2 separate regions of the Homo sapiens genome follow, and region 2 is linked to region 1. Evidence: read pairs that join two places in POLR2A ChIA-PET (ENCODE). Cell type or tissue: HepG2. All regions are shown on one strand. Links, peaks and the distances in the headings refer to the core of each region. The heading gives the core; the rest is flanking DNA.

Region 1 (15,681 bases), core at 3,426-11,425:
CACTTGAATGCAGGAGGCGGAGGTTGCAGTGAGCTGAGATCGCACCACTGCACTCCAGCCTGGGCAAAGAAGTGAGACTCTATCAAAAAAACAAACAACAACAACAACAACAAAAACTAAACTAAAACGATAGAGACATATACAGAGTAAAAAGTTAGTCCCTCCCTTTTCCTTCTCCCCATGCCCACTATCCTCCTTGCCTCTCCAGCAGTAGTCACTGTTAACAGTTTGATGTGTGGTCTCTGGCATTTGCCTTATGTGTATACTATATGTACTTGTACATACATGCCTAGGCAAGTAGATTGGAGTTGGTAAACAATTTATTTCTCTAAATCAAATCCCAGAAAGCAGAGTTTGTGCTTTATGTTATCTGATTGCACTCTGATTTTCTTTCTTACAGGAAAGCATTCTTTAAGGCTTAGGAAACTATAGGAATTCTTTGAGGCTTTTCTTTTTTTACCTAGTTTATTTAACTTATTTTTATTAGTAATCTGAATAAAGGTGCCAAAATTTTAAAATATACTAAACCTGGAGGGAAAAAATGTCTATATTTAGGAATTTGGACTAATCTTGTCAGCATGTGATGGTGAGGCTGAAATGAAGAAATATTCAATAGGGATAAAAATTTTAAATTGCATTTAAAATTTTAAAATGTGTTATAGAAGTTTAGGATGTAAGACTTGATTTCAGCAGTAGTTAACTTGAAAATAACCTGGTGATGTTTGTTGGCAAGGACTAGCTGATGTAGTGTCTGAATGCAATCTTATGATAACTGTAATAGAAGTATACTATCCTGATCAAGAAGGCACAAACCTCTTTGTACCCTTCCCTAAGCAGGCCACTTTCAGAATACTATATTCAGGTACAGGAAATATAAGGTAAAACACAAGTAGCCCAGAGATTTTATTTCTGTTTGGAGCAATATGGATACTATCTAAGTGGGTTTGTATAGCCCACTAATTACTAAATGCTTTGAAATTAATGGTTATATAATAAGTATAAACAAGTTTGAATTTCATCAGATAGCTAGATAATGAAATACTTGGTTGATTTTTAGAAAGTAAGCAAGGACTTGGTATTTTTGTAATAGAAACACATCAAAAAATCAATCCTTTAATTATAATCTAAACCAATTTCAATAGCCTGTGCATGGTCTCATTGTTGCTACTCAAAATGTGACCTTTAGCCCAGCAGCTTCAGTATCACCTGGGAGCTTGTTAGAAATGCAAACTCAAAGCTCATCTAGACCAATTGAATGAGAACCTGTAAGTTAACAAGATCCCCAGGTGACTTACGAACATTAAAGTTTAAGAACCTGAAAAATTCTGAACCCTCAACTGTGTTCAATGAAAGCTTTAAAAAGTCCATAAAGATGGTGTCTCCATACTTCTTGTGTATCTTCTTGAAGCATGATGCAATAGTTTGGTAAAGAAATGAGAAAAGTAGAAGATGAGGCAATCGTGGTGGCTTATTTGACTCTTGCATTGTCCTTCTAGGCAATACCAGTATTCTTACCTTTTCACATTTTTTAGTATAGGTTGGAATTATTGATAAGTAGTGATAATTCCTAGGATGACTAAATAGAAAAATGTTTTAAGTTATAGAAAAAAATAAGATCACTAAGATCCCGTAATGTATCATAGACTTATAAAAGGGTTCATTCTATTCATGTTAATTGCAAGAGAGAATAAATTTGATTCTACTTTAAAAATATATAGGCAATTTTTTTTCTGTGTTCTTTGGAAGAAAACTTCCAAAAAGAAATTTAAAAAATAAAATTGGATCCAGTTGACCCTGAGAATTAACTGGGAGTTAAGAATGTTAAGGCTCTTTCAAAACACACTGAAAACCAGATCATGTGTATGAAAATATAACTAGGAATGCGAAGTATATGAAATGGATATCGTGAGTATTGTAAAAGTTCAGATGAATGAGTATTTGATTAATTCATTCAATAAATATTAAGTGCCCATTATGTGCCAGGCATTGTTCTTGGAATTGGGGCTAACTGGAGCTTAGATTTTAGTGGAGGACCCAGCCAATACACAAATTAACAGGCCAGTGAAAGTCTGGGTAATACGTGCTGTAAAGAAAAAATAGAGCAGGTCAGGCGATGGTGAATGACTGCAGCACAGGCCAGGATGCCACAAGCAGATGCTTCCCTCTTCTTTGGTAACTAGGCCCTTGAGATGATGGGGAGATATGTAAGGAGTTACCATTTGGCCAGACTCTGAATAAAACACAAGAGCCATGTGTGGGAAGTGGAGCATAACCAAACTGCAGCAATAGTTCTGTTTGTAAAGTCCTTTTATCACCTTAATTGAATGGGACTGTCCTGTGGCCTCAGGGCTACCTAGGATGCAAATAAAATCACCCACTATTGGCTTTGTGGTATCCTGAGATACCACAGCACAAGAAAGGGGCTTGAGATCCGCAGAGATCATTCTCCGCTATCCAAGCTCTGAAACCCTTCAGTCTGAAGGCTGAAAAACACTGATTCATTGTAGTTCAAGTCTCACCTGATAGCACCACTCTTGAGTCTGCAGTCTCAATTTCCACATCTGTAAATTGGGAAAGATACCCAACTTGCAAGGTTATTGTGACAACCATAAAGAGTATGTATCAGGTGCCTGACACGTACTAAGTGTTTAATAAACAGTAACCAGTATTACTCCCCATGAGGGTTAGCTTATTAACATCTCATTTCTAAGATGTTAGAAATGATCCTCAGATTCCTTAGAACCTAAGGTAGACAGTTTCAGCCTTATGATATTACTAAGATACATAATAACAATTTAGAGTTCCCATACATAAAAGATTGTTCTACCCATTGCCTACCCTCACCCTCCAACTTAGCTCATTACTCCCTCCAGAGAATAGTAGTTGGGAGGTAGGGATGAGAGTGGATAGGCCCTGAAAAGGCAGTTTAGGGGTGTCAGTGTAAAATGTGCACAGATACATATTGTGTGAAGTCAGCTGCACGACAGCCAAATAATTTTATGCATTTTTATGTATCCACTCTTATCCATCCTGTAAACCTAGTTTCATTCACAAAGGTGAACACATTTAGTTTCTTCAAATACATGAGAGACTGGCTGGGAATAATCCCCCCAGGAGTTACCAAAAGAGGTTTCAACATTTGAAGGCCACCCTGAGCCATGGGAACAATGGAGAGGACTCACTGTGTGACTCTAGTCTGTCTCCCTTGCCCCTGAGAGGAGATAACACCTCCTCTTCTCTCAGTTCTGTACAGCTCAGCCTTGACCTTGAGGTTCCTGGGAAGTTGTTAGAATTGTGTTAGGTTAGTACGAAATCTATTCATTCCTAAGCTGATCAGATCCCATTTCCTGACTTCTTGTCATTGAATACTTCACATTTAGTTTACTCTGAAATGTACGTTAAAAAAAGAAAAGACAAAGTCTTTTTGGATGCTATGTTTCAAACTGTGTGTTTTGTGATCTTAATGGTTTTTGCTAATTTTAAAAAGCAGTGAGTTGGTGGTAGAAAATAGCTGTTCTCATCGAATGTGTCTTTAAAATGTTCTATAAAACTATCAACAAAACAGGGCAAACATCAAGATCTTGAATCACTGGATTTTTATACAACACAATGCCCATGGTAGACAAATACCAAAAACCAGAAAATGCCTAAAACGTAAATTTTAAAAAGGAAGGGAGAAGGGGAAGAAGGAAGAAGGAAATAGAGGGGAAAAGGAAATTAAAGGAAGAGAAGAAAGAAAGGAAAGAATAAAATGGAATCAAGAGTCCTATCCTTTAGATACCAGAGAAAGCGCAGGCAGAATTTTATGGTGGGGTTCATTTCTGCCTTGCTTCCTGCCTCAGCTTCTGTAGAATGGCCCTTAATCATGGTGGCAGTGATTCTGATTGCAAGGCAGCCTTTGCTGAAGAAAATCTGGCCATCAGGGTTTTGAGGATAAAGCAGTGATCACAGACTTAAACCTTTAAGAGCCAACTGGGAAATGCCCTCCCATTTGAGATGCCCTGGTTTGTGCTGACCTCCAACTGATAGAGTTAGGGATGGGTGGAAGTCCCAGTCAGCATCAGGGTGGCAAAAAGTGCCCAAGAAGTGTGTCCTTCTTGGCTCTTCTGTTTCCCACCTACCCACAGAAGGCAGGCATGCATGGTGAGCCAGTCTACCAGCACTAGGAGCTGCACATTCCATGCCAAGAAGACCCTCTCAGATTTCTATAAGAAGTCAGTCCTGTGAGACTGCCTTACATGGATCCCTACTACCTCCAAGTGGTGTATTTATTGCCAATAGAAGGGACAGGTCCAGGGCATCCCTGGATATTAGGCCACACTGATTCCTGGTGGTGGCGATGGACGGGGCATTAGAGGTGGTGCTGGTGCTGCTGGCTGTAACAGTGGTGTGATGAGGTAGGGGAGGCTGGCTTGCTCTGGGGTGCTCAGAATATGGCTCTTCAATTACATAGATCCATTTTTGGTTGTCTTGAGTCTTTTCTGCACATTTTACTTTCCATATGGAGTCATTTCCCTTTGGCATGAAGAGCATCTTTAGCATACTATGTAGTGCAGTTCTGCTGGTTACAGATTCTCTCACTTGGGCATATATGAATATGTCCTTATTTAGCCCTCATTTTTGAAGGCTATTCTGGTCTCTTCTTCTGCAGTCCCCAGCCAACCACTGATCTCCTCTCTGTCACTATAAGTTATATTTTCTAGAATTTCATATAAATGGAAACATACAGTATGTAATTTTTGTGTAGCTTTTTTCATGCAGAATAATTTTGAGATACATCCATGTTGTGTGTACATCAATTGTTCATTCCTTTATATTGCTGAGTAGTATTTACTATATGGCTATACACAATTTGTCACCTGTTGATGGACATTTGGGAGTTTCTGCTTTTTAGCAATTACAAATAAAATTGCTATGAATATTTGCGTTCAAGTCTTTGCATGGGGGTGGAAAACCTTTATTCAAATTACTAATAAAAATAAGTTAAATAAACTAGGTAAAAAAAGAAAAGCCTCAAAGAATTCCTATAGTTTCCTAAGCCTTAAAGAATGCTTTCCTGTAAGAAAGAAAATCAGAGTGCAATCAGATAACATAAACACAAACTCTGCTTTCTGGGATTTGATTTAGAGAAATAAATTGTTTACCAACTCCAATCTACTTGCCTAGGCATGTATGTACAAGTACATATAGTATACACATAAGGCAAATGCCAGAGACCACACATCAAACTGTTAACAGTGACTACTGCTGGAGAGGCAAGGAGGATAGTGGGCATGGGGAGAAGGAAAAGGGAGGGACTAACTTTTTACTCTGTATATGTCTCTATCGTTTTAGTTTAGTTTTTGTTGTTGTTGTTGTTGTTTGTTTTTTTGATAGAGTCTCACTTCTTTGCCCAGGCTGGAGTGCAGTGGTGCGATCTCAGCTCACTGCAACCTCCGCCTCCTGCATTCAAGTGATTCTCCCGCCTCAGCCTTCTGAGTAGCTGAGAATACAGGTGTGCACCACCACGCCCGGCCAATTTTTGTATATTTAGTAGAGCTGAGGTTTCACCATGTTGGCCAAACCGGTTTCGAACTCCTCTTTTCTCTTGGATGGATACCTGGGGGTGGAAAACTGGATCATATGGTAGGTGTATGTTTATGTTTTTACCAAACTACTGAACTGTTTTGCAAAGTGGTTGTACCATTTTACATTCCTACCAACTGTGGTAAGTAATCAGGGGTCCAGAGTTAAATAAGGCTCTCCCTGCTACCAGTCTTTCCATTCTTCTCATATTTGCTGTACACAGCCACAAATTGAATTCCAAGTCATTGAACACAGACTTTCTTGTAAGGGCAAGGAGTTGTTCTGGAAGTGGATCTAGGGTTATTTCGCAGAGAATTCTGTGGCCTGGGGAACTTGAAATGTCATCTGGGGAGGCTAAGTTGTGGCCATAGGGAGGCATGATCCCTTGGCTCAAAGGATTTTTTTTTTTTTTTTGCTTTGTGGAGGGACGTGGCCAAAGGATGACCAGAAGGGGGCCTTGAAAGTGTGGGGCTCAGGCCAGTGCCTCTCGCTCAGGTCTAAGGGCTATACTGTTCCCTTCTCATCCACCCAATTCTAACCATCTTGAAAAACCCATCCTGCATCCGCACGCCTGTATCTTCTGTCGTGTGGCAGTTCTGTGTGTCCTCCTCCTCTCGGTTGTTTGCTGTTTGACTTTCTATGTCTCACTTTCCCAATTTGTGCATAAACTTTTCAGTCAACTACTCTGTCTCCTTTTCCTTCATATGTATGACAAAGTGTTATGTACACGAATGCTGTTCAAAAATGTGTCAATGAAATGCATGGAGTTTGCTGCTTTTTCTCTGCTCCTAAGTTGGTGTTAATCTTCAGACATTGTCCAGCACACTTGACATTTACATACAGAATCTAGTCTAGTGTGCAGCTAGGACTTTGTGGTCCAAGCTCTGCCCAGTTAGCCTTCCTAATCTCACCCCAGTTCACTAACACTGCAGACCTCTCTGTGCTTATGCTATGTTTTACTATTCCAGTGTAAACCTCAGTTTGTTCCCCTGACATCACCTCATCTCATCATTGCCTTTTTAGACTACTTCCTTACTAACTATATTAAGTAACCCAGAAATAAAGAGAGAATTTTTATCAGGTTTCTGATTTTCCCAGCATTGGCTGTGGTTCTCTCTGTCAGATAGGTCACTAGAGACCCTGGCCATAAAAACATTTCCCAAGGGAGTCATGCCTCAATGTGTTTTATCTATGTTAATCTTTCTTTCTGATGTGTTCTTTCTTTCCTTCTCCATCTGGAAAATGTCTCCAGTCTTTCAAAATTCAGCCACAGCATTATCTCTTCCAAGAAGGCTTTACTTTTTAAGAGATCTAAATTAAAGTATGTTTCTCTATCCTTTATAGCACATCTCTTATAATATTTAAGACACTGGTACTGCAATTTTTTTATTTATTTGTGTATTACTCTCTCTCCACTAAGAACTCTGTGACGATAAGGACCACATCTCATTTGACTTTATTTTTCAGCATATAACAGTGCTAGTATATAAAATCCTCAAATAATTGGTTAATGAATCAATAAATTAATGAATAAAGGAATGGAATGCCTCTTTTTATTCATCTCTTTCCTTTTCTGTTCTCCACATCTTCCCTTGTTTTACTTTTGTTTCTGCCCTTCTTCCACTGTGACTAAATTTTTGCAATATAGAAATAATACGGGCTTTGTGACCTTTAGCGTTTTCTTAGCTCTACAAATGTTGGAAAATGGATTTTGAACCTTAGCAAACAAGCTGAAACAGTTTAAACATTTGTTTGTGGGTGCAGCAATGGAAGAAAGACTTCATTGGCATTTGTTATGATGGTGAGTACATTTGTGAGATTAACATTCTTTGCTCAAGACTGAGAGGCCTCTGGTCAGCCGCCCCCATTCTAAAGCAACACAGATCATATTCTGTCACACTGAGATCTCAGGTAACTGACCTTTCTCACATCGGGGGCCTCCCGAGATGCCCTACATGGAAACAAAGATGAATATACTGTTTAAAAATTTTCAGGCTTGGTTTAGCCCAGATATTTTTTATAAAGATATTATGAAATAATGAAGATAAAGTTCCTTATATGCTGGCCAGCAATAGTAGGTGCCAGTCAATGTTAGTCATCATCTTCATCCTCTTTCCCAAGCTTTCTAAAGTTCCCGAAGACATACGTTTCCTTGAAATTTCTCTCAGGATCAGAGTCACAAATAAGGAATAGGTCCAAGTGATATGTGCCAGGCAGCAAACATGCCGCTCCTCTTTTTCAGATGCCAGCAAATTAATCATCTGTTTTGGCACTTACAACTTTTTTTGAGAGTGAGCTGAATCTAATGCATGCTCCATATCAACTTCCCGAGGCTGTCATGCTCAGCTCACACACAGTCAGGGACCAACCCGCTGGCCCCACCTTCCTGGAAATACTGGTAATGTTCTGACTTCTCCTCTGGTTGCTTGAGGAGGTGCTGTAGACCTCTGTGGCGGAGCTGGGAAATACCTGAACGGGTATTTTGAGCAGCGTGAGAGCAGACCATGCTGGCAGTATTCCGGCTCCCACCTGAATCCAGTGAAAGTGACAATAATTAATCGGGTGTACCCAAGTGGCACTATTTACAGTAATATAAAGTAGATGTTAATGTGTAAGAAATAGTTTGAAAACAAACAAAACATAAATAGAAAAAATAGCTGTAATGCTCCTTACTTGAAAAACAGTCCTACTTAAAGTTTTAGATTCAGTTTTACGAAATACAGTTCAGCCTGAATTTTCATTTTAAAACTGGATTTATGAATATATTTTGTGGAAACAGATGTTCTCTATTGCCTACCCACAACTGTTATTGTAACAAGGGAAGTTGCTTATGGAACAGCTTTGCCTATAAGCATTTTAGAGGTAAATGGAATTTAGGTCAATAACCCTTCAATGTTTTTTTTTCTTTTTTTTTTTTGAGACAGAGTCTCACTCTGTCGCCCAGGCTGGTGTGAGGTGGCGTGATCTCGGCTCACTGCAAGCTCTGCCTCTCGGGTTCACGCCATTCTTCTGCCTCAGCCTCCTGAGTAGCTGGGACTACAGGTGCCTGCCACCATGCCTGGCTAATTTTTTTTGTATTTTTAGTAGAGATGGGGTTTCACCATGTTAGCCAGGATGGTCTCGATCTCCTGACCTCGTGATCCGCCTGCCTCAGCCTCCCAAAGTGCTGCGATTACAGGTGTGAGACACCGCGCCTGGCCAACCCTTCAATGTTTAAATGCACCAAGTCTGTTCTCTAGGACTCCTCTTGCCTAAGGAAATAAGAGGAATTGTTTCCTTCCAAATCTTTATAGGCTTGTGAAAGGTGAGGATGCATTTACTGTCCTCTTTCCTTAAGTCTTTGCAGTCAAAAGTCCTTGAAGCTGGGACCCTTTGAAAGTCTGTCAGTTACATGTTGTTGGTAGTGGCTTGTTTTGACCGTTTCAAAAAAAGAAGAAAAAAACACTTAAATCATTTTTTCTTTCTCTTTTTAGGAACATCTAAAGGCCTTTGATGATGAAATCAATGCTTTTTTGGACAATATGTTTGGACCGCGAGGTCAGTGAATTACTTGAGAACTTAATGTGGAAGGAACACAGGAAGAACACCATTTAGTTATAGAAAGGGATTATGTTATTTCTGGTGTCTTGGAAATAGTAAGGTACTTAATATTTAGAAACTTAACTTCCTCAACTTTGATATCCTTCCAGAATGTCCAGAAGATCCCATTTCTCCTACTGCTTAACCTCTCCTGGGATTAAAGAAGTTCTGGGAGCAGGAAGCAGAGATAGAGTGAAATGCAATGCTTTCCTCCAGTGTCTGTCTGGCTACAAAGCCGGGTTGTAACTTTCCTTCTAAAGGATGCTGCTTTCTTGTTTCCTCTCCACTGCCCATTCATCTTCCACCTTTCTTACATCCTAGTTATATGTGACATTTCTGCCCTTAGATGCCTTGATAAATTCCCTTTAAAGATGTGTGCGCTGGCTGGGTGTGGAGGCTCATGCCTGTAATCCCAGCACTTTGGGAGGCTGAGGTGGGCGGATCATGAGGTCAGGAGTTCAAGACCAGCCTGACCAACATGGTGAAACCCCGTCTCTACTAAAATTACAAAAATTAGCCAGGCGTAGTGGCTTATGCCTGTAATCCTAGCTACTCAGGAGGCTGAGGCAGGAGAATCACTTGAACCCAGGAGGCAGAGTTTGCAGTGAGCCAAGATCGCGCCACTACACTCCATCCTGGGCAACAGAGTGAGACTCTGTCTCAAAAAAAAAAAAAAAAAAGATGTGTGCGCTTTCTCTGCCCGGGGCCCGTAGGTAGGATGAGCTTAGACATCTCTCCATCTTTCCTTCATCACCAGTCGCTTACTGTACTGCAGTGGCCTCCTAACAGGCCTCCCCTCTTCCACTCTTGCCCCTTCCAGTCATTTATTCAGTGTCAGCTGGAATGACATTCTAAAGACCTAAGTCATATTGCATGGCACTGTAGCTTAAAACTCATCAGTGTCATCCCACTGCTCTCAGGTAAAAACCAAACTTCTTATCATGGACTGCGCACCCTTGGGCTGTCTAACCCCAGCAACCTCTCCAACTCAGTCAGTATCCGTCGTCCTCACTGGCTTTCATACAGCTGCTCAAGCCATCTTTTAATTCTGCAAATATGTAAAATTCTTTTACGTGCTATTCCCTGAGCCTGGAATTCCTTCCTAGGATCTCCTACCCCTCCCTCCAGATGAGTCAGTTCCTGTCACACTTGAGGTGTCAGCTTAAACGTTGCCTTTTCAGTTGGGCTTTGCCTCTCTAAGGTACAGTAGTCCCCCCTTAGCAGCAGTTTCGCTTTCTGCAGTTCCAGTTACCCGTGGTCAACCATGGTCCAAAAATAGGGGAGCACAATACAGTAAGATATTTTCAGATAGAGAGATGACCACATTCACATAACTTTTATTATAGTATATTGTTATAATCTCTTACTATGCCTAATTTATAAATTTTCCATAGGTGTATATGTACAGGAAAAAGCATGGTACCTACAGGGTTTGGGAGTATCTGCAGGCTCAGGCATCCAGAGGGGTCTGCTGTGGTCCCTCATCATTCTGTTTCAACCCTTGTTTACTTCCTTCAGATACTTCATTGTTACCAACAGCGATTTCTCCCAGAAGGGCAGGAACCCTGGCTGTTTTACTCACCATTTATCTCCAGGGTTTATTACAGTTCTGGGAACATATTCAGCACTGTATATTTTCCAAATAAATGAATGAATTCTAGACAGAAGGTTTCATTTTACTTGAGCCTTATTGGCTCACAGAACTGTGAAAAGTCCTTAGTTCTCTACAAGTTATTTCCTCAGCCCTATTGGAGGAGTGAGAGAGCAAGGAATGAGGAGGTTTTCCTGTTTCTCAAGATCTTTAAACAATCACTTGAGTATTTAGGCCATTCTCCATTTTCTCCATGGGCTCTATTAACTGTTCTAAATGCATGACTATATAGTTTTAATATAATGATACTGATTCTATACAGCTTTGAAAAAATCCTTTCACATAGGTTTTTTTGCTTTTTCCATTTAACCTCCTGATGACTCTGTGGGGTAGGCAGGGCAGAATATCTTTATCTTCTAACCTACTTTTACTATGTTCTCTCCCTTACAGTTCTAGTGGGTAGAAAGGAGAACAGCTCAGTGTAGAGGGCATGACCCTCTCCCTTAGGCATGCAGGACCCGGGACCCCTCCCTTAGGCATGCAGGACCCAGAGCCCCCTCCCTTAGTTAGGCATGCAGGACCCGGAGCCCCCTCTCTTAGTTAGGCATGCAGGCCCCGGGGGCACTCTCGCTTAGGCATGCAAGATCCAGGAGGAAGTATGATTTGTTGGTGACAGTGGTTTTCTGTTTGACACTTCGACTAGACAGTTAAACAACAACTTGTCTGCGCCAAGTTCACTGAGCTTTGCTGCCAGTAAGATTGGCGTGATCTGGAATTATGTGGATGTGGGATCAATTGAGGAAAGGATTACAGTTGTTTACTCTGCATTGGTCATTTTATGGAATTTTCCTTTGTAGCAAGGAGATTGTAAAATTGACAGTTGACAGTGGAATCAGATGAGCTCCACACTGACAAGGTGTCTAGCATGTAAGCCATCAGGAATCCTTTTTTCTTCCTAAAAGTCTCACACCCTGATGCTGACTGGCACATCACCGAATAAACCTCTCGGTGTCTCCTAGCCTCTTCTGATTTTGCCCACACCATGTTAGTACCATCAAGGGGTATTGTTCTGAGCAAATACTGACTCAGAGGAAGAGCTAACACTTCTCAAGTCCCAAAGATAAGAAAGTTTATTACAAGCATTTGTTCCTATCTTTTGGCTAAAACAACTATGATTATCCTTAACAACTGTAGCAAACATTTACAGCACTGTGACAAAAGAAAACAAAAACCTCAGGTGCTATATTAGTTTGCAGTATGTGCTTGACTCAATGTGCCAATGGATATGCATTTAATGAATGTTTCCTCTTAACTCAGCACTACGTGGGTATGAGTCAGACAGAGTAGAGATATAAGACCTAGTGGCTGTCTCCTGGAGCATGTACTATAGTTGGGGAGGTAAAGCCAGCACATCTGAAACTACTGGAAATCAATTAAATACTAAACCATGTGTGTTTGTTTCCTAGGCTGCCATAAAAAGTGCCACAAACTGGGTGGCTTAAATAGCAGAAATGTATTCTTTCACAATTCTGGAGGCCAACAGTCTGAAATCAAGGTGTCAGCAGAGCCTTGTTCCCTCTGAGGTTCTAGGGAAGATTCTGTACCATGACTCCCCGTAGTTTCTGGTGGTTGGTGGCAATCTCTGGTGTTCCTTAGCTTGGAGATGCATCACTCCAATCTCTGCCTCCCTCTTCACATGGCCGTCTTCTCTTTTGTCCTTGTATTCAGACCTCTCCTTCTTATAAGGACACTAGTCATTGGCTTAGGGCCCACCCTAATCCAGTATAACCTCATCTTAGCTATATTATATCTGCAAAGACTCTATTTTCAAATAATGTCACATTCACAGATACCAGGAGTTAGGACTTGAAGGCATCTTCGTGGGGGACACAATTCAGTCTAACACCATAACAAGAAGTAGCGTAGCAGTTTAGTGCAAGTCATTTCACTTTTCTAGGCCTCTACAGCTCAATTTTTCTTAAGGGTAAACTGGGATGATATTATCACCTATATAATGGGATTGCTTTGAGAATCAAATAAGTTAATACATGTAAAAGCCTTCAGAATAGTGCCTGGCACAGAATAAGTGCTCAGTAAATGTTATAGTAACAGTATCATAGCCATAATAATATGTGAATTAGAAAATGATAATAATTGTCTTGCTATGCATATGAGGAGCTATAAATATGAAAACACAGTAGGAAATGTCTCCCTTCAGAAGTCAGGACCTTTATCTGGGCATTAAAAGATGAGTAGGGTTCAGATATGGAGATGGACATTAGGAAGTGACACACAGCACAGACTTATGACAGGTGATTGCAAGCCTGCTGTATGAAAGGTGGTATCTGTTAGTCACATGAATGCTGAGAAGAGCTTTCTAACCTTTTTATCTCTATCACCAATGGGAGATATTTATAAAATAAGTGATGGGACAGTCAGAGCTTCAGAAGGCACTTGCCTTGTAGAAATGGTACTCTGTAGGGCGGGTGGTTTAACAAGAGGCTGGGGTATACAGGGTAGGATGCACCAGAAAGGGACTTAGAAAACAAAAAATTCAAGAAAAGGCCATTGCCTGTTGGTGAAACCAGCTCACTACAACTCCATTTGTGGAGGTTAAAAGCAGCATGCAATTTTTATAATTCTGGGCCAAATCATTTTCTTTATTTAAACAAACAAAAAGAGCAGAATAGAGAACACAAATCATTTAGTGTCTACAATGATTTTCAGGTGTTACTAATTATATTGTAGCTCTATCATGTGGGTTTCATTTAGGCTTTTAAATATTCACTCTGCAGTGTAAGGGGCCCTGATGTATTCAGCTGCTTGCCTCCCTGCTGTGTAAACGTCCAGTCCCATGGCCAGATCTGGGTCCTCAGTTCTGAATCACAGCTCCCAGGCTTTGCCTCTGCTGTCTGCAGCCTCCAGGCTTGCTGCACGGTCATCCTATTGCTTTCTCTGAACCAGCTGAACTCTAAACCCCTTCCATTACTGATACTAGGCAAATTCGGAGCTGTGTGGGCTTTAGGAATTAGGATACAGTATCGATATGCCTTCTTTCCTCTGACTGCTCTGATCTTCTCCATGGGAGGACAGCTGCAAGGTATCATGGGGCTGGGAGGCAGATGTGACTGGTTCAAATCCTGACTGTACTGCCGACTATGATGTAGCCTTTTGAAAGTTACTAAAGCTTTCTGAGCTGTTTTTTTTTCCATCCATAAAATTGCATAATAGTACTTACTTCATATTAATTTAGAGTAAATAAATGCAGTAACTGTTCCAAAATAGGCATTCAAGAACTGTCACTTCACACCTTTACTTCTTGTCCCTTTCATTCAGTGTTCAGCCTAAGCCCTGTTTGCTCCATGAAACCTTTACCGATTCAGCCCACAGGCTTCCTCTTCCCCTGAACTCTAAACCCAGGCCAGCCTACCTAATGTTGTATGGAGTTGTTCCCTGTTGTGCTGGTGTGTACAAATGCAATGTATGTGACAATACTGATGACTAAACAGGAGCATCATTCCTCAGGATCCTCACTGTATGTGTTTCTTTTCAGATTCTCGAGTCAGAGGGTGGTTCATGTTGGACTCTTACCTTCCTACCTTTTTTCTTACTGTCATGTATCTGCTCTCAATATGGCTGGGTAACAAGTATATGAAGAACAGACCTGCTCTTTCTCTCAGGGGTATCCTCACCTTGTATAATCTTGGAATCACACTTCTCTCCGCGTACATGCTGGCAGAGGTAAGTGTTTATGTAGCCAAAGCTGAAGTCCAGTAACTAGCAGTTTTTATTAACAGAAACAACCACATCTAGCCTGGCAGAACTATGCAAGGTTACTTTAAGACCTAAAAACTTATTCCAGCATTTGATATTATTCTTTCTGAAAATCCTGGAAGTCCTTGTTTATAACTTGAATCTTTCTATCCCAATTTAGACCTATTTCTTTTTTTTTTTGAGATGGAGTCTCGCTCTATCATCCAGCCTGGAGGGCAATGGCACAATCTCAGCTCACTGCAGCCTCCGCCTCCCAGGTTCAAGCGATTCTCGTGCCTCAGCCTCCTGAATAGCTGGGATTACAGGTACTCCCCACCATGCCCGGCTACTTTTTGTAATTTTAGTACAGACAGGGTTTCACTGTGTTGCCCAGGCTGGTCTTGAACTCCTGATCTCAGGTGATCCTCCTGTCTTGGCCTCCCAAAGTGCTGGGAGTACAGGTGTGAGCCACTGCGCCTGGCCTAGACCTATTTCTTTAGTCTCTAGTCTAATTATAATTTAGATTCACAATGTAGATCAAATGGGCCTTTCAAGATCATGTTACAATTTTCTCCTTTTACAGATTAGGATACTGAGGCTTAGAAAAGTTTCATAATTTGCCTGAGAGTAGACAGTGATTAACCGAGTATTTTAAAAATTAACTTAAACATCATATGCAGTTAGTTTGACTGAAATGCCAATATATATATTCCCTTAAAGAATACTCTGTATGTCTTTGGAACACTGACGTTTTAGCTCAGCTCTAGTGGCCCTTTGTTACATCCTGTGCTCCAAATTCCTCTGTGAAGCACCAAACCAAGGTCATTTTACAGGAGAAGGAACAAGGATGATTGCCCCATCTGTACAACCAAGGTTATTTTAATGTAAAGGAAGGGGAAATCTAAAAGTGTTAAATAACTTGCTGTAGAAAAAAAAAAAAAAAGAGGGACAAAGAGAACAAAAACAAAAATTTTTAGTGATTTTATAGCTTGTATAAAATCATTCATACAAGCTATAAGCGGTGGATAATGGCACAAATATAGCTGCCTTTCTGGTGATCTTGAGTTCTAAAAGAAAACAAATCCTTGCCTTAAAATGAAAGTTCTCTTGAGAGTTTATTCTATGCATTATTCTAATATGTACCATTCTTAATAACTATTAATATTACCATAAATGACTGGAATGAAGCTCTC
Region 2 (15,681 bases), core at 4,785-12,784, 55 kb before region 1:
TGTTACACAGAATGGAGCCTGCATCCTTCCATTTAAACAACAAAAGCCCTGATTGTTACATTCCTACAGAAATGTGACATTTTACTGGATCTTCATTTTCCAGTACAAAATGTAAATTTCTGGTAGAATGTTTTTTCCCTCAGTATAGTTTTAGAATGTTAATCAGTTGGATAACTAAGTTATTGCAGGCCTGCTTGAATCAGGACTGAGGGGAAATTGCATTTTGGATTAACAAAAACACCTTTATTGGACTTAATATTTATTGTAGCTCAATATCAAGACACTGGTTTAGAAGTACTTATTAACATAACACTACTCTTCTACTTTGTCATGAAATTGGAGTTAGGCTCAAACTTTACATTGTAATTTAAGTCCAGCTAACAGTAGCTAATAACATTCCTGTTGTACTTGTCTACGATGTTAACTCATTCAATCTTCACCTCAATTCTGTTAGGTAGGAACTACAGGCTGACCATTCCTAATTCAAAATTCCAAAAGTTTTGAGCACTGATATAACACCACAAGCAGAAAATTTCACACTTGACCTTGTGTACACAAACTTTGTTTAATGTACGAAATTATTTAAAATGTTGTATAAAATTACCTTCAAGCTATGTGTATGAGGTATATATGAAACATAACTTTATGTTTAGACCTGGGTCCCATCCCCAAGATATCTCATTATGTATATGCAAATATTCCAAAATTTTAAAAAAATCTGAAATTCTAAATACTTCTGGTCCCAAGCATTTTGGAAAAGGGATACTCAACTAGTATTATTATTCCCATTTTATAGATGAGGAAAGTGAGGCATGTAAGGTTAAGTAAGTAGACCAAAATTATACAGCTAGTATGTGGGATGGCCAGGATGCTGACCAGACAGCCTGCCATCAGTCCATGCTCTTAACCACGCTGCTCTACTGCCTGCTTAAGTGAGAGTTAAGTAGTTTTGAGGGAAAAAATACTCCAGCTTGCCTTTATAAAATTCCAGAGATCAAACATGTAGTTATATTGTAGATTAGGGGGAAAATAAGTGGTATCTATAATAAAAAGTGCTCCTGGAAGACATAGCAAGCAGGTCTTTTCTGCCATCCAGGTTACCCTGGAATCCCACTTTCCAATATTCCATTTCACACAATAAAAACACCTGTAATCCTAGCACTTTGAGAGGCCGAGGTGAGCAGTTTCCCTGAGCTCAGGAGTTTGAGACCAGCCTGGGCAACACGGTGAAACCCCGTCTCTACTAAAATACAAAAAATTAGCCTGGCGTGGCATCATGCACCTGTAGTCCCAGCTACTTGGGAGGCTGAGGCAGGAGAATTGCTTGAACCCAGGAGGCGGAGATTGCAGTGAGCCGAGATTGTGCCACTGCACTCCAGCCCGGGCAACAGAGCAAGACGCCATCTCCCAAAAAAAAAAGACAAATGAATGCTTTAGGAATCTAAATGCAATACAGTCTTATGACATTTTGCCAATGAATTGTGATTTTTTTTTAAAAAAGATGAAAGCTGAAAAGGTCATCCAGTTCCAGTTTTGCAAACTGCAGGCTGCCATTCACTTGTGAAAAGCATTTTAAAAAATAGATTGCAGGCTAGGTGCAGTGGCTCACACCTGTAATCCCAGCACTTTGGGAGGCCGAGGCAGGTGAATCACCTGAGATCAGGAGTTTGAGACCAGCCTGACCAACATGGAGAAACCCCATCTCTACTAAAAATACAAAGTAAGCCAGGCATGGTGGCACATGCCTGTAATCCCAGCTACTTGGAAGGCTGAGGTGGGAGAATTGCTTGAACCTGGGAGGTGGAGGTTGCAGTGAGCCGAGATTGCACTATTGCACTCCAGCCTGGGCAATAAGAGCGAAACTCCAGCTCAAAAAAAAAAAAAGGATTGTATAGAATGAATGTTATCAGAGTACATATTGATATTGTTTTATTTGTGACACTTTTATTTGTGTGCAAGATCATAACCTAAAATATGTTTCTCACTGTGGGTCACAAACAAAAACTTTGATATCTACTGATCTAGCCCACATTCATCTTCCAATAAGAGAGATGAGGACTGAATCTTCACTCAACAATGGCTTGTCCACTGGATTTTAAGCGCATCCGTAAAAATTCAATCCTCACACTTATCACTTACTTTGAAAGTTTTTATTGCCTTAGAGAAAATTCTGGGTTATATTTCATATAAAATTCTGGGTTATATTTAATACTGTTACTTACCTTTTTAATTCATTGCCTTGAAATGTCCTATTTTGTTATCACCTGAAACTATATAGTTTAAACTATAAGTGATTTATGGGTGAATACTTCCAAAAGGTAGAAAGTTTTTCAAGCAAAACAACTGCAACAGAATTAAAAAGGATTACCAGAAATCATCCAGTCCCTTGCTATTCAAAGTGTGGGCCACAGACTGGCAGAATCGGCACCACCTGAAGCAGAAACTCAGGTTGCACTCCACGCCTACTCAGTCAGAATCCGTGTTTTCACAAGATCCCCAGCTCATAGTTATGCACTGACCTCAGCTTTGTCCTCCTTACAAGTCAGGACTTTTGGTATCAGCAGGGGGAATAATGTTCATCAACTTAGATTTCATAGAACTTCCCCCAAACTAGAAAATGGCAAAAGAGAATAGTGAGTACACATTATATCTTGTCTTACATTTTGAGAGATATTCATATGTGTGTATCTATCTCTCTATATGTAGATATACACATATGTATACACACACACCAACTAGTTTATCTGTTCATGCCTATTTCATATCTGTTTTTCCAGTCCTTAGTGCAAATGTGTAAGAAAAACAGAAGTTGTCTGAAGCAAGCCTTCAGCTTTAGATCAACATGTGTATTAGTTCATTTTCTTTTTTTTTTTTTTTTTTTGAGTCTCGCTCTGTCACCCAGGCTGGAGGGCAGTGGCGTGATCTCGGCTTACTGCAAGCTCTGCCTCCCGGGTTCACACCATTCTCCCACCTCAGCCTCCCAAGTAGCTGGGACTACAGGCACCCGCCACCACGCCCGGCTAATTTTGTTTTTGTATTTTAAGTAGAGATGGGGTTTCACCCTGTTAGCCAGGCTGGTCTCAGCTAGTCTCAGTCTCCTGACCTTGTGATCCGCCCGCCTCGGCCTCCCAAAGTGCTGGGATTACAGGCGTGAGCCACGGCGCCCAGCCTATTAGTTCGTTTTCATGCAGCTTATAAAGACATACCTGAGACTGGGCAATTTACAAAAGAAAGAGGTTTAATGGACTCACAGTTCCACACGGCTGAAGAGGCCTCACAATCATGGTGGAAGGTGAAAGGTGCATCTCACATGGTGGCAGACAAGGAAGAGGGCTTGTGCAGGAAGATTCCCCTTTATAAAACCATCAGATCCTGGCTAGGCATGGTGGCTCATGCCTGTAAGCCCAGCACTTTGGGAGGCTGAGGTGGGAGGATCATTCGAGGTCAGGAGTTCGACACCGGCCTGGCTAACATGGTGAAACCCTATTTCTACTAAAAATACAAAAAATTAGCCAGGCACGGTGGCATGTGTCTGTAATCACAGCTACTCAGGAATCTGAAGCAGGAGAATTGCTTGAACCCGAGGCGGAGGTTGCAGTGAGCCGAGGTTGTGCCACTGCACTCCAGTTGGGGAACAAGAGCCAAGCTTCATCTCAAAAAAAAAGAAAAAAAAAAAAACCATCAGCTCTTGTGAGCCTTATTCACTATCATGAGAATAGTAAGGGAAAGACCCACCCCTGTGATTCAATTACCTCCCACCAGGTCCTTCCCACAACATGTGGAAATTGCGGGAGCTACAATTCAAGATGAGATTTGGGTGGGAACACAGCCAAACCATGTCAGCATGGTTATTTATATGGTCATCCTCTGGTCACCTCACTTACTACTCACACTTTTCACCTATTTGCCTACCCACTCCAACTCACCTCCCTATTCCTTCCCACCTCCCTTCCCTTTCTCTGTCTACTTTCTAGTGTTTTCTCTCTCAACCCAAGCAAAGCATTAACTTCTTGCCCATTCCGTTCTTAGAAGTGTGCCTCTACATGTATTTGTGTGTATGAATGTATCCTTATTAATTTGGAACTATGAGAGATCTAATGAAATTTATAGTGTAATGAAATGTAATGATAAATTTCACTTCAAAGTGCACTACTGAGTTCAAAGCAATGATCTAGGAAATACCGGGGATGGGGGGAGGCCGGAGGGAGGAAAGAAGACATTATCCCTTTTATATTTTTTACAATCTCATGGTGCAGAGAAGTATGAGATGTCTTATGTAGAAATGCAGATGCTATGTTATGGAAGTATAGAAGAAGTAGAAGCAGAATTCATGTTGAGTGGGGATGAAAAAAGAGAAAGCTTCCCAAAGGATGTGGTCTTGCATTGGTATTTTAAGAATAAATGGCATTTCCAGCTGGGTACAGTGTCTCACACCTGTAATCCCAGCACTTTGGGAGGCCGAGGCTAGTGGATCACTTGAGGTCAGGAGTTCAAGACCAGCCTGGCCAACATGGTGAAACCCTGTCTCTAATAAAAATACAAAAATCAGCTGGGCCTGGTGGTGGGTGCCTGTAATCCCAGCTACTCGGGAGGCTGAGGCAGGAGAATCGCTTGAGCCTGGGAGGTGGAGGTTGAAGTGAACTGAGACCATGCCACTGCACTCCAGTCTGGGCAACGGAGTGAGACTCTGTATCAAAAATAATAATAATAATAAATAAATAAATGGCATTTCCATAGATGGAGAAAGGAGAAGTGAGAAAAAGAAAAGGCATTTCAAGTGAGCATGGTACACGTTCTCAGGAAACAATCAGTATCACAGAGCACGTGAGGATGAAATTGAAGAAACAGACAGAGCCCACTTAGAGAAACTTACATGTCATGCTTGGGCACTAGGTTCAATTGTAGAGTAAAGGGAACCCAGTCTTATTATATCCAACCAGTTATTTCTTCTCCCAAACACAGCAAGAGCAATTTTGTTTTGAAATGCAGAGCTGAGAATGTACTGCCTATCCCATCTACCCTGCCTTCCATCGGCCTTTTTTTTACCAGCTCCCACTTTCTAAAGTAAAATAGCAACACTCCCCCTGATCTCCTTACTATGGAATCTTCCTTGTCTTTCACTTATCCTTTCTGGATGCAGAGTGGTGCACCTGCTGCTTTCTGTGTGTGCAATGCTCCTCCTCCACCAGCCTACCCCTCTCTTCAGCTGGTTAGCACCGTCCACCAAGTTCAGGTCATCTCAGCCCAAATATTGCTTTCTAACTTAGCTGGCTAAATTAGGTTAACATATTCATATAATTAAGATATTCACATAGAGTACCCTTTCAAAACACATATCACAGTTCATAATTTTTTTTAAATTATTTTTTGTGACAGGGTCTCCCTCTGTTGCCCAAGCTGGAGTGCAGTGATGCAATCTCAGCTCACTGCAACCTCCGCCTCCCAGGTTCAAGCAATTCTTGTCCCTCAGCCTCCGGAGTAGCTGGAATTACAGGCACATGCCATCACACTCAGCTAATTTTTGTATTTTTAGAAGAGACGGGTTTCACCATGTTGGTCAGGTTGGTCTCAAACTCCTGACCTCAAGTGATCCACACCTGCCTCCCAGCCTCCCAAAGTGCTGGGATTATAGGGTGTGAGCCACCGTGCCCGGCCTACAGTTCATAATTAAATACTTACTAACCTCTTCATTTGGTGAAAGTCTGTTCTCCAATAAGACCATAAACTCCCTAAAGACAGAGATATTTTATGGTTTGGATGTCTCCTCCAAAAGTCACATTGAAATTTAATTGCCACCGTAACAGTATTAAGAGGTGGGACCTTTAAGAGGTGATAGAGGCTCTGCCCTCATAAATAGATTAATGCCATTCCCTTGGGAGTGGGTTAGGAGTGAGTTCCAGATAAAATGAGTTCGACCCCCTTTCCTCTGCTCTCTCATGGTCTCTTGCCCTTCCAGCTTCCACTGTGGGTGACACAGCAAGAAAGCGCTTATCAGATGATCAGCCCCTTGACCTTAAACTCCCTAGCCTCCAGAGCCATAAAAAATACATTTCTTTTCCTTATCAATGACCCAAACTGTGGTATTCAGTTATAGGAGCATAAAACAGACTAAGATAGGAGATAATGTGTTTAGCTTAAAATGGGATTCCCACCACTTAACACTTTGTCTGTCACATGGTTTGCTGAATGAATGAGTAGGAATGACATAATTTGGACTGAGATTTGGCAGATGAATCAGAAGAGACTGGAGGCTATAAGTGTGCTTGCTCACAAGAATATATGGTGGGGAGGCTGTGTTGAAGAAAGGCATAGTATTACAAATTTCTTATTTCTTTTTTTTTTTTTTTTAGAGATGGAATCTCACTCTGTCGCCCTCAGGCTGGAGTGCAGTGGCAAGATCTTGGCTCACTGCAAGCTCCGCCTCCCAAGTTCACGCCATTCTCCTGCCTCAGCCTCCCAAGTAGCTGGGATTACAGGTGCCTGCCACCATGCCCGGCTAATTTTTGTATTTTTAGTAGAGAAAGGGTTTCACTGTGTTAGCCAGGATGGTCTCGATCTCCTGACCTCGTGATCCGCCTGCCTTGGCCTCCCAAAGTGCTGGGATTACAGGCGTGAGCCACCGCGTCTGGCCTACAAATTTCTCATTTTCATTAAGCCCATTTCTACTTTTTCCATGTGTAAACTATACACACATTAATGACTATATGTGCATGTATATGTCTTTCTAGGGGATCTGCAGGAGACAAATACCACTGGTGCATGGATAGTTTGTCAGAAGGCCATTTGCTTAAAGGAGAGGCTTCTTTTAGTACAGATTTTAAATAACATTCTCCAAATCCTATATTTAAGACACAAGTCAGAATGATCACATTGGCATAAATCACCTGCATTTATCAGAAGTGTATATAGTTTCTCCAGCAGAGGGTGCTAAAATATAAATTTGACACAGTGAAGCTCAGCATAAATTTATTCAATAGATTTGTCAGCTCAGTCTTTATTGTCAGGTTCTTGTAGCAAATCTAACCAAAAAGGGCCAGTCTTGTAGATTATGAGCATGGGAAGTCTTAGAACCAAAGTTTTACAAATGTGAAATTTTTAGTATTAAATCTTAAATACGAGGGCAATTTCCTCCAAGTTAGCTTGCTATAATACTTTGTAAAACTTTTAGTTAATGTTTTTTGGGGAAAGAACTTGTTACAAGGGGCTATATTATGTGTTATATACATAATATTTATATATTATGATTATAATGTAAGTCATCAAAGGACTGGAAAATAAGCCTTTTTAGAAAGATGGGCAAAATTATCATTAGTCCCTCCAATTTGTAGAGGGTGAGCGTTTTATCACACTCATCAAGACAAAATCCTTTCTCAAGTTATAGAGGCTCATTTTAATCCTCAGAAGCCTTTTTAAAAACCCTATATTTCAGTCAAATGAGGCTAGGTAATGCTGCAGTAACATTCCACCTCAAAGTTTCAGTCACTTAAAACATCCAGGGTTGATTTCCACCTTGTGCTGCATATCTATCACAGAGTTGGCTGGGGGATCTACCAGGTGAATCAGACCGAAGGAGCAGCCGTCACCCCAAAAGTCACCAGTTACTGTGGCAAAGGGACAGCAAAGCACAGGCAATCATGCGTTGGCTCCCAAAGTTTGTCTGGAGGTGGCATCCACTTCCTTCACTCACACTGTCTTAACTATACAGTAAATCACATGCCCACATCTAACTTCTAGAGTTCAGGAAATATACTACTATTGTGAATTTGGAGGAAAACCAGAAATATTTAATGGACAGCACTAAGAACTATTACATGTTATAAATGTGATAAGAAGAAAATAAAACATGTAAGTGTAAACATTAAAAAAATCTCATTGGAAATAATATAGCAACATTGATTTATACGTTATCCTTATATCTTTGAAGTGAGGGCCTGTAGGCTTATTATTAACTCAACTTTCATCCTTAGTCACAAGAGTTGCTAGCACGGATAATGAAAATACTTTGCTTTTGAATTCATTACTACATACTGTTTGGAGGGGAGGAGTGGGTAGTCGATTTACTCCTCTACTTAGGTTTGTCTTTGATTAATGTTAAACCTGCTTGACTTTCCTGAGAACATAACTGCAAGATGTGCGAGGAGGCAGGTGGGAGACACTAGGCTTGGGAAAAGGTCAGGCAGCCTGAGCTTCTGCTGCTGACAGGTGACAAAACAGAAATGAAAACCTTGCTGCTTAGCACGCCCTTTTTGCTTAGCCTCGTAAAGCCAGAGAAGCAGGTTTTTCTAATAAAGATGTAAAATGAAGTAAGTAGTCCCTCCAAGTACTAGAAAGGAGAGCCTTGCTTCTTAGCACACCCAAAAGGAATCTCAGATGGATCTGCCACTAAGCACAGAGTTTGGTCACCTTGTGCAGTGATAGCTGCTCACTGCTCACCAAGAACAATGCAGGGTTGCAGTCAGGTTGTAATCAGAGAGGCACAAAACAGGTTATCTTGGGAACCGAGGCTTTCCTGCCAAGATAGACCTGGCAAGCTGCCTGACCTAAACAGATAATGGCAGTTAATACAGGTGGACAACATGACCTTAACATCAGCACTCCAACCTGGATCCTGCCTGGAAAGGCAGTGAAGGCAGGGTCAGAGTTTAGTTCCTATCTGTCTGTGTCGCAAGTTGCTGAGCTGGGGAGAAAGCTTTAATGAATGCTTTGTGCATTTCCACGTAGTCAATTGGGAGAAAGAGAAGCCCCAAAGGAACTTCATTAGAATGTGGTATCACACTTTAATACTCATCATCTTCAATCCTCATCCACCTACACTTTGCTAATATCCTTCTCATCATTCAAGGGCCTTGCAGCTCCCACATTCTCCAAAATGCCTTCCCTAGACCCCCAAATTAGAATGACCTTTCTGCCTCCATCACTTTCTGTCTACAGCTCTACTACAGACTCCCGACAGCCCACTTTTTATTCAATCTGCTTTTGTATCTGTCTGTCTCCCGCCACCAACCTTTGGCCTGTGAGCATCTGGAAGGCAGAGATCAAACATCATTTATCTATGGATTTTGCTCAGCTCCTACCCAGTTCCATGTACACAGAAAGTTTGTTGATTTAGATTGACCACATGGCCATTTTATGACAGCATTCAATTTTTTTTTTGTTAACCTAGGAAAAATTTCAAACACCCATGAAAGTACTGAGAATAACATAGCACTCACTCAGCATGGCATTAACTTCTAATACGTTTACTCAGGCAGCGGAGCCTAGAGGTTGAGAACATGAACTCTGGAGTCAGAATGACGTGGTTCAGCTCTGTTTCTTATTACTTCACCTCTGGAAGTCTCAAATGGGAGAGTTTTTCTATCTGTAAAATTGGGCTGAGGGTTATTACACAGATTAACTGAGATAATATATGCAAAGCACTATGAGTGCTTGGTTCATAAAAAGGCCTCAAAAGGCAGCTACTATTAGTATCACATGTATTACCATAAACTCTTGAGACTGAGCTTACGGTCCATACAAAAAGGGACCATATATCCAAGCACAGTAATCACAAAAGTTGAAAATTATACGGATTAAAAACTATCTGATGAGAAAAAAAGAAGCTAAAGATCAAAAGAAAATTAAGAGACATATCAATCAATTACAATTATAGGCCCTTATATAGATCCTGTTTCAAATTAAGTAAACACTGACTTTATTTGATGTTATTGGGAATTACTGTTAACTTTTAAAGGTGTAATAATGGTATTGTGGTTATGGCTTTTAAAAGCAAGGGTCCTTACTTTTGAAAGATACAGCACATCCTGATATGTTTACAGATAAAAATATGGCATATGGGATTTGCTTTGGAATAATATAGGAAATACAGTATTTCCTATTTTTAAATAATACAGGAAATAACTGGGGGGTTTAGATAAATCTAAGTTAATTGTTGAGTTGGTGTCTTAGTTCAGGCTGCTATAACAAAATACCACAAATTGAGTGGGTTACAAACAACACAAATTTACTTCTCATAGTCCTGGAGACTGGGAAGTCCAAGATCAAGCATCTTCAGATTCTGTGTCTGGTGAGAGCCCATTTCCAAGTTCACAGATGGCACCTTTTAGCTGAGTTCTCACATGGCAAAAGGAGTGAGCTTAGCTCTGTCGGGTCTCTTTATAAGGACACGAATCCCAATCATGAGGGCAGAGCCCTTATTATCTAATCACCTCCCAAAGGCTCCACCCTCCATGGCAGTTAGAACTTCAGCACGTGAATTGTGGGGGAATACCTTTCTGAATATATTGTTGTGGGTCCGTTTGCCTATGGGAAGCAGTCTCTGAAATGGAGAACATTTACTGGGGAGTGCTCTTGGGATCAATGTCTGTGAGGGAGTGAGGAAGCAGGACTGGCCAGTGGGGGCGGGACTCATTTCGTCCTATGGGGTGCTCCAGAAGTGGCATAGGGAGCTGGGCCTTTCTACCCTCACATGACCAGTCACCAGATAAGAGCATAACCAGGATAAAAGAGGTGGTGTAACTTCCATCAAGGCAGCAAGGCTCTCCTTTGGCCTAGGACAAGTCCAGAAACACACTTAGCTATCTGAAGTCAAGACTGCAGCAACTGGCAAAATAAGTAGCTGAATAATGATGAATATTAGTAGCAAAAGACTTTACTTATTCAAACTGAAGTACAATAATTACATTTTAAATATCCTTAATAAAGATTGCCTGACAGCAGATATTTTATTTTTGTATGTATTTCGGGAAGTCATCTTTCTTTCCATTACTCTATCTCAGTTACTAGCTTGAGGGAAAACATCATTCTATAAAACAAGTGCAAGTGACTGAGCCACGGATGCACATGCTTCCTTAGGTTGACAAATAGCTTTCTCTTGAAACCTTCTTTGAGAAAAAGCTAGAGGAAGTAAATAAAAACATTGAAAATTCCTGGATAGCCACCTTAATGAACACATTATCTCAGCCAGTTTTGTTTTCTCCTAAGGCTGACTGGCAGGCTTCTGATTCTATCGCACAAGGGAGTCTCTTCTTGCTAATCCCAGAAACAATGCCGGGGCCATCTGTGTGCATCACCAGCTACAGGCTTGCAGCCAAAGAGGAGTGATTTAGTTCCCACTGAGGATGAAGCAGCATTTACTCTCTTTTGCCACAATATACAATACCATTTGAAATTTGAATGAAGAACAAATATTAAAAAAAAAAGGAAGGAGGAAAGATTTTGTTTTCACTGAATAAAAATGCTACTAGATCCTGAATATCTGAAGTCTTGGTGAGATTACCTGAACAGAAGTTGTAAGCTGTATTTCATGAAACTCTGCTAGTTGAATGTACATAGAGAAATTATTATTGCTAGTCCATACCATCAGCTAGTGGAGACTTATGAATCTCTCTTTTTTTTTTTTTTTTTTTCTGAGACAGAATCTCACTCTATTGCCCAGGCTGGAGTGCAACAGTGCAATCTCGGCTCACTGAAACCTCCATCTCTCAGGTTCAAGCAATTCTCCCGCCTAGCCTCCCAAGTGACTGGGATTATAGGCATAGGCCACCATGCCCAGCTAATTTTTGTATTTTTAGTAGAGGGGTTTCACCATGTTGGCCAGGTTGGTCTTGAACTCCTGACCTCAGGTGATCCACCCACCTCGGCCTCCCAAAGTGCTGGGATTACAGGCATGAGCCATCACGCCCAGCCCCCACTCCTTTTTTTTTGCGAGGGTCTCTGCGCTGTTGCCCAGGCTAGAGTGCAATGGTGCAGTCTTGGCTCACTACAACCTCTTCCTCCTGGGTTTAAGCAATTCTCCTGCCTCAGCCTCCCAAGTAGCTGGGATTATAGGCACGCGCCACCATACCTGGCTAATTTTTGTATGTTTAGTAGAGATGGTGTTTCACTATGTTGGCCAGGCTGGTCTCAAACTCCTGACCTCAAGTGATCCGCCCGCCTTGGCCTCCCAAAGCGCTGGGATTATAGGCGTGGGCCACCGCGCCTGGCCAGATACCTAAGAATCTTGATTTACCAGTGAGTACAAGAGCTAGCCCCACATCATTCCAAGTTTTTCACTTTTACCCAAAGGCATATCGAAAGATGGGGGAGCAGTTCAACCTGGGTGCAGGCCAAGGGGGTTCCTTGTTCATAAACAATATTTTTTAACTGCACTAAACATTTGTCTGGCTTTTCTTGCCACTATGTTAATAGGATCAGGAATCTGGGCAGCGATCAGCTGAGTGGTTCTTCTGCTTTGTGTGATATCAGCTAAGGTCGTTCCTGCAACTGAATTTAGTGGGTAGCTGGACTGGGATGGAAGGTCCAAGAAGGTTTCCCTCACATCTCTCATCTGGTGTTCCTTCATGTAGCGTTTCTCTCTTCATAGTGTATCTTACAACTCAGTAACTATGCTTGAGCTTCTTTACATTAAGGTGGCTGGCCTCCTCAAGAAAAAGCAAAAGCTGCCAGGACTCTTAAAGGCTAGACTCAGAACTTAACTTGCATGTAGTTACTTCTACCACAATCAATGGTCACAGCAAGTCACAAGATCAGCCCAAGTTTAAGGGGAATGAAAGTAGATTTTACCTCTTGATGTGCTTGCAGGGAGAAAGGGAATTAATGGCATTCATCTCTAGAGACTTATTTATCTCAAGTAAAATATTTGAAATCTCATGTAAACATGAGACAAACAAAAACTGAGAGAATTCATTACCTGAGACCTGTACTACAAAAAATAGTCAAGGAAATTCTACAGAGGAATATGATGCTAGGCAGAGAGTTGCATCTATGCAAAGAAATGCAGATCTCTAGAAATGGCTAAGCTGAAAGTAAAATCTCAAAAAAAAATTGTTTTAAGTTGTTCTAAAGATAACTTATTATCTGAAGCAAAAATAAGAGTAATGAATTATATAGTATTATGGCACATAAAAAGTAAAATGCATGCCAACAATACCACAAAAGGTAGAACTGGAGAATTGGGAATATACTGTGGTAAATTTTTTATGCCATATGAGAAGCCATATAACACTATTTGAAGGTAGACTGAGATTAAAGATGAAGGCAACTTAAGTATATAGAAGACCAAATATCACAAACAAGCGTGACTTAGCTGACACTGGGTGAAACCAACATTCCACCCAATAACAGCAGAATACACATTCTTTTCAAGCACACACAGAACATTGTTCTGTTGTTTTCTGATAATGTCTTTGTCTGATTTCGGTATTGAGATAAAGCTGGCCTCAGTAATGAGTTGGATAGTCCTCCCTCCTCTTCTATTTTCTGGAGGAGTTTATGTAGAATTCATGTTATTTCTTCTTTAAAAAAATTTAGCAGTACATATATTTGAAATCATATGAGCCAGAAGTTTCTTTCTTAGAAAAATGTAAAATATGAATTCAACTTCTTTAATAGACATAGAACCATTCAAGTCATTTATTTTTTTTTGAGTGAGCTTTGGTAATTTGTGTCTTTCAAATAGTTTGTCCATTTTATTGTCAAATTTGTTGGCATAAATTTGTTTATCCTATTCCCTTATTGTCCTTTAAGTGTCTGTAGCATCTCAAGTAATGTCTTTTCTTTCATTTTTAATACAGACACACTATATTTTATTGCACAAAGAGATACCTGGGAAACCCCCAAATCTTTAGAAATGAAAAGACACACTTCTAAATAACACATGGGTCAAAGAGGAAATCAGAGAAAATAGAAAATATCTTGAATTAAATAAAAATGAAATAAAAACATGTCAAAATGTGTGAAATGTAGCTAAAATAATGCTTAGAGGAAAATTTAATCAACGAAATTTACCAAATCCACAAACTAAATAAGAAAAAAAGTGTATGATTACCTTACTAGACCACAGTAAAGGCATTTGACCAAATTTAACATCCATATATAACAATAAAAAAAATTATCGGCAAACTAGAAAAAGAAGAGAATTTCTTCTTTTTTTTTTTTTCCGAGATGGAGTTTCGCTCTTTTTACCCAGGCTGGGGTGCAATGGTGTGATCTCAACTCACTGCAACCTCTGCCTCCTGGGTTCAAAACGACTCTCCTGCCTCAGCCTCCCAAGTAGCTGAGATTACAGGCGCCCACCACCACACCCAGCTAATTTTTTTATATTTTTAGTAGAGATGAGGTTTCATGTTGGCCAGGCTGGCCTCAAACTCGTGACCTCCGGTGATCCACCCACCTCAGGCTCCCAAAGTGCTGGGATTACAGGTGTGAGCCACCATGCCCAGCCAAAGAAGGGAACTTCTTTGACCTGCTAAAGGATGTCTACAAAACAAACACAACCCTACAACCATCATCATAATGACTGGTGAAAGGCAAAGCTTTCTGCCTAAGATGAGGAACAACCACTGGATGTCTGCTCTCACTATTCCTATTCAACATCGTATTGGAGGCCCAAGTCAGCTGAATGAGTTAGGAAAAGTAAAAAAAGGCATACATATGGGAAAGGAAAAACAACCGTCTCTATTCACAGATGACCTGATTGTTTATGTAGAAAATCTCCAAGTATCTACCAAAAAGCTTCTGGAACGAATAAGTAAGTTTAGCAATATCACAAGGTAGAATGTCAATATATAAAAATTCATTGTAATTCTATGTGTAGCAACAACCACACATTGAAATTTTAAAAATATCATTTACAATAGCATCAAAAAACATGAAATACTTAGGTAGAAATTTAACGAAATCTATGGAAGATATGCCTAGAATTACAAAACAGTGCTGAAAGAAGTCTAAGAAGATTTAAACAATGGATAAATACACCAGTATGTAGATTGGAAAACTCAATGTTGTGAAGATGTCACTTCTTCCTAAGTTGTCCTACAGATTTAACACAATCTCAGCCACACTTTCTCTAGGATTTTTTGTGGAATGTTGACACGTTGATTCTAAAATGTATATGGGAAAGCAAAGAAGTTGGAATACCCAAAACAGTTTTGAAAAACTGGAAAATTTACAAAACTTGATTTTAAGACTTACTATAAAGAAACAGTAATCAAGACAATGTGGTATTGGTGAAAAGGTAGACACATAGATCAATGGAACAGAATAGAAAGTCTAGAGATAGACCCATACATATATGGTCAACTAATTTTTGACAAAGATACAAAGGCAATTAAAAAATAATAGACTTGCTGAGGCAGGTGGGTCACCTGAGGTCAGGTGTTCAAGATTAGCCTGGCCAAAATGGCAAAACCCCGTCTCTACTGAAAATACAAAAATTAGCCCGGCATGGTGGTGCATGCCTGTAATCCCAGCTACTCCGGAGGCTGAGGCAGGAGAATCACTTGAACCCAGGAGGCAGAGGTTGCAGTGAGCCGAGATTGCACCATTGCACTCCATCCTGAGCAACATAGCAAGATTCTGTCTCAAAGAAAAAAATTAGTTTTTCAACAAATGGTACTATAACAATTGAATACTTGTATACAAAAGAAAAAAAAAAAAGAACTTTGACCCATCCCTTACACCATATACAAAAATTAACTGAAAATGAATCATATAGATGTAAATGTAATACCTAATGCTACAAAATTTCTAGAAGAAAATACACGAATAAAATCTTTGTGACCTTGGGAAGCAAATATTTCTTGTATACAACACAGAAAGCACAATTCATTTAAAAAAAACCAGCTTGAACTATATCAAAACTAAGAACTTTTCTTTGAAAGGCTTTGTTAAGAGAAAGAAAAA

What was found. Peaks named below come from ENCODE experiments on the same cell type or tissue, not always from the same donor. Only the 100,000 strongest peaks of a DNase experiment are listed, where the experiment ranks them.
Region 2: POLR2A ChIA-PET joins it to region 1 with 17 read pairs; 6 of 35 experiments call an interaction of 5 or more read pairs at or near these places.

The regions. Positions count from the first base shown.
Region 1 is chr6:11,004,167-11,019,847 of GRCh38, reverse strand. It overlaps ELOVL2 (ELOVL fatty acid elongase 2), which reads left to right. Exons shown (of 8, transcript NM_017770.4): 2 at 9,039-9,102; 3 at 14,289-14,476. It also overlaps the pseudogene LOC100421248. Among named protein-coding and RNA genes, the nearest start is that of ELOVL2-AS1, 32 kb to the left of the region's middle. In HepG2, for the core only: CTCF peaks have their summits at 6,014 (motif pointing right) and 7,970; DNase peaks (open chromatin) are centred at 7,327, 7,937 and 10,287; H3K4me3 peaks cover 1,569 bases.
Region 2 is chr6:11,060,384-11,076,064 of GRCh38, reverse strand. ELOVL2-AS1 (ELOVL2 antisense RNA 1) reads right to left here. Exons shown (of 5, transcript NR_038964.1): 4 at 2,520-2,610. Among named protein-coding and RNA genes, the nearest start is that of ELOVL2, 24 kb to the right of the region's middle. In HepG2, for the core only: a CTCF peak has its summit at 6,924 (motif pointing right); DNase peaks (open chromatin) are centred at 6,924, 8,614 and 9,114; H3K4me3 peaks cover 1,855 bases.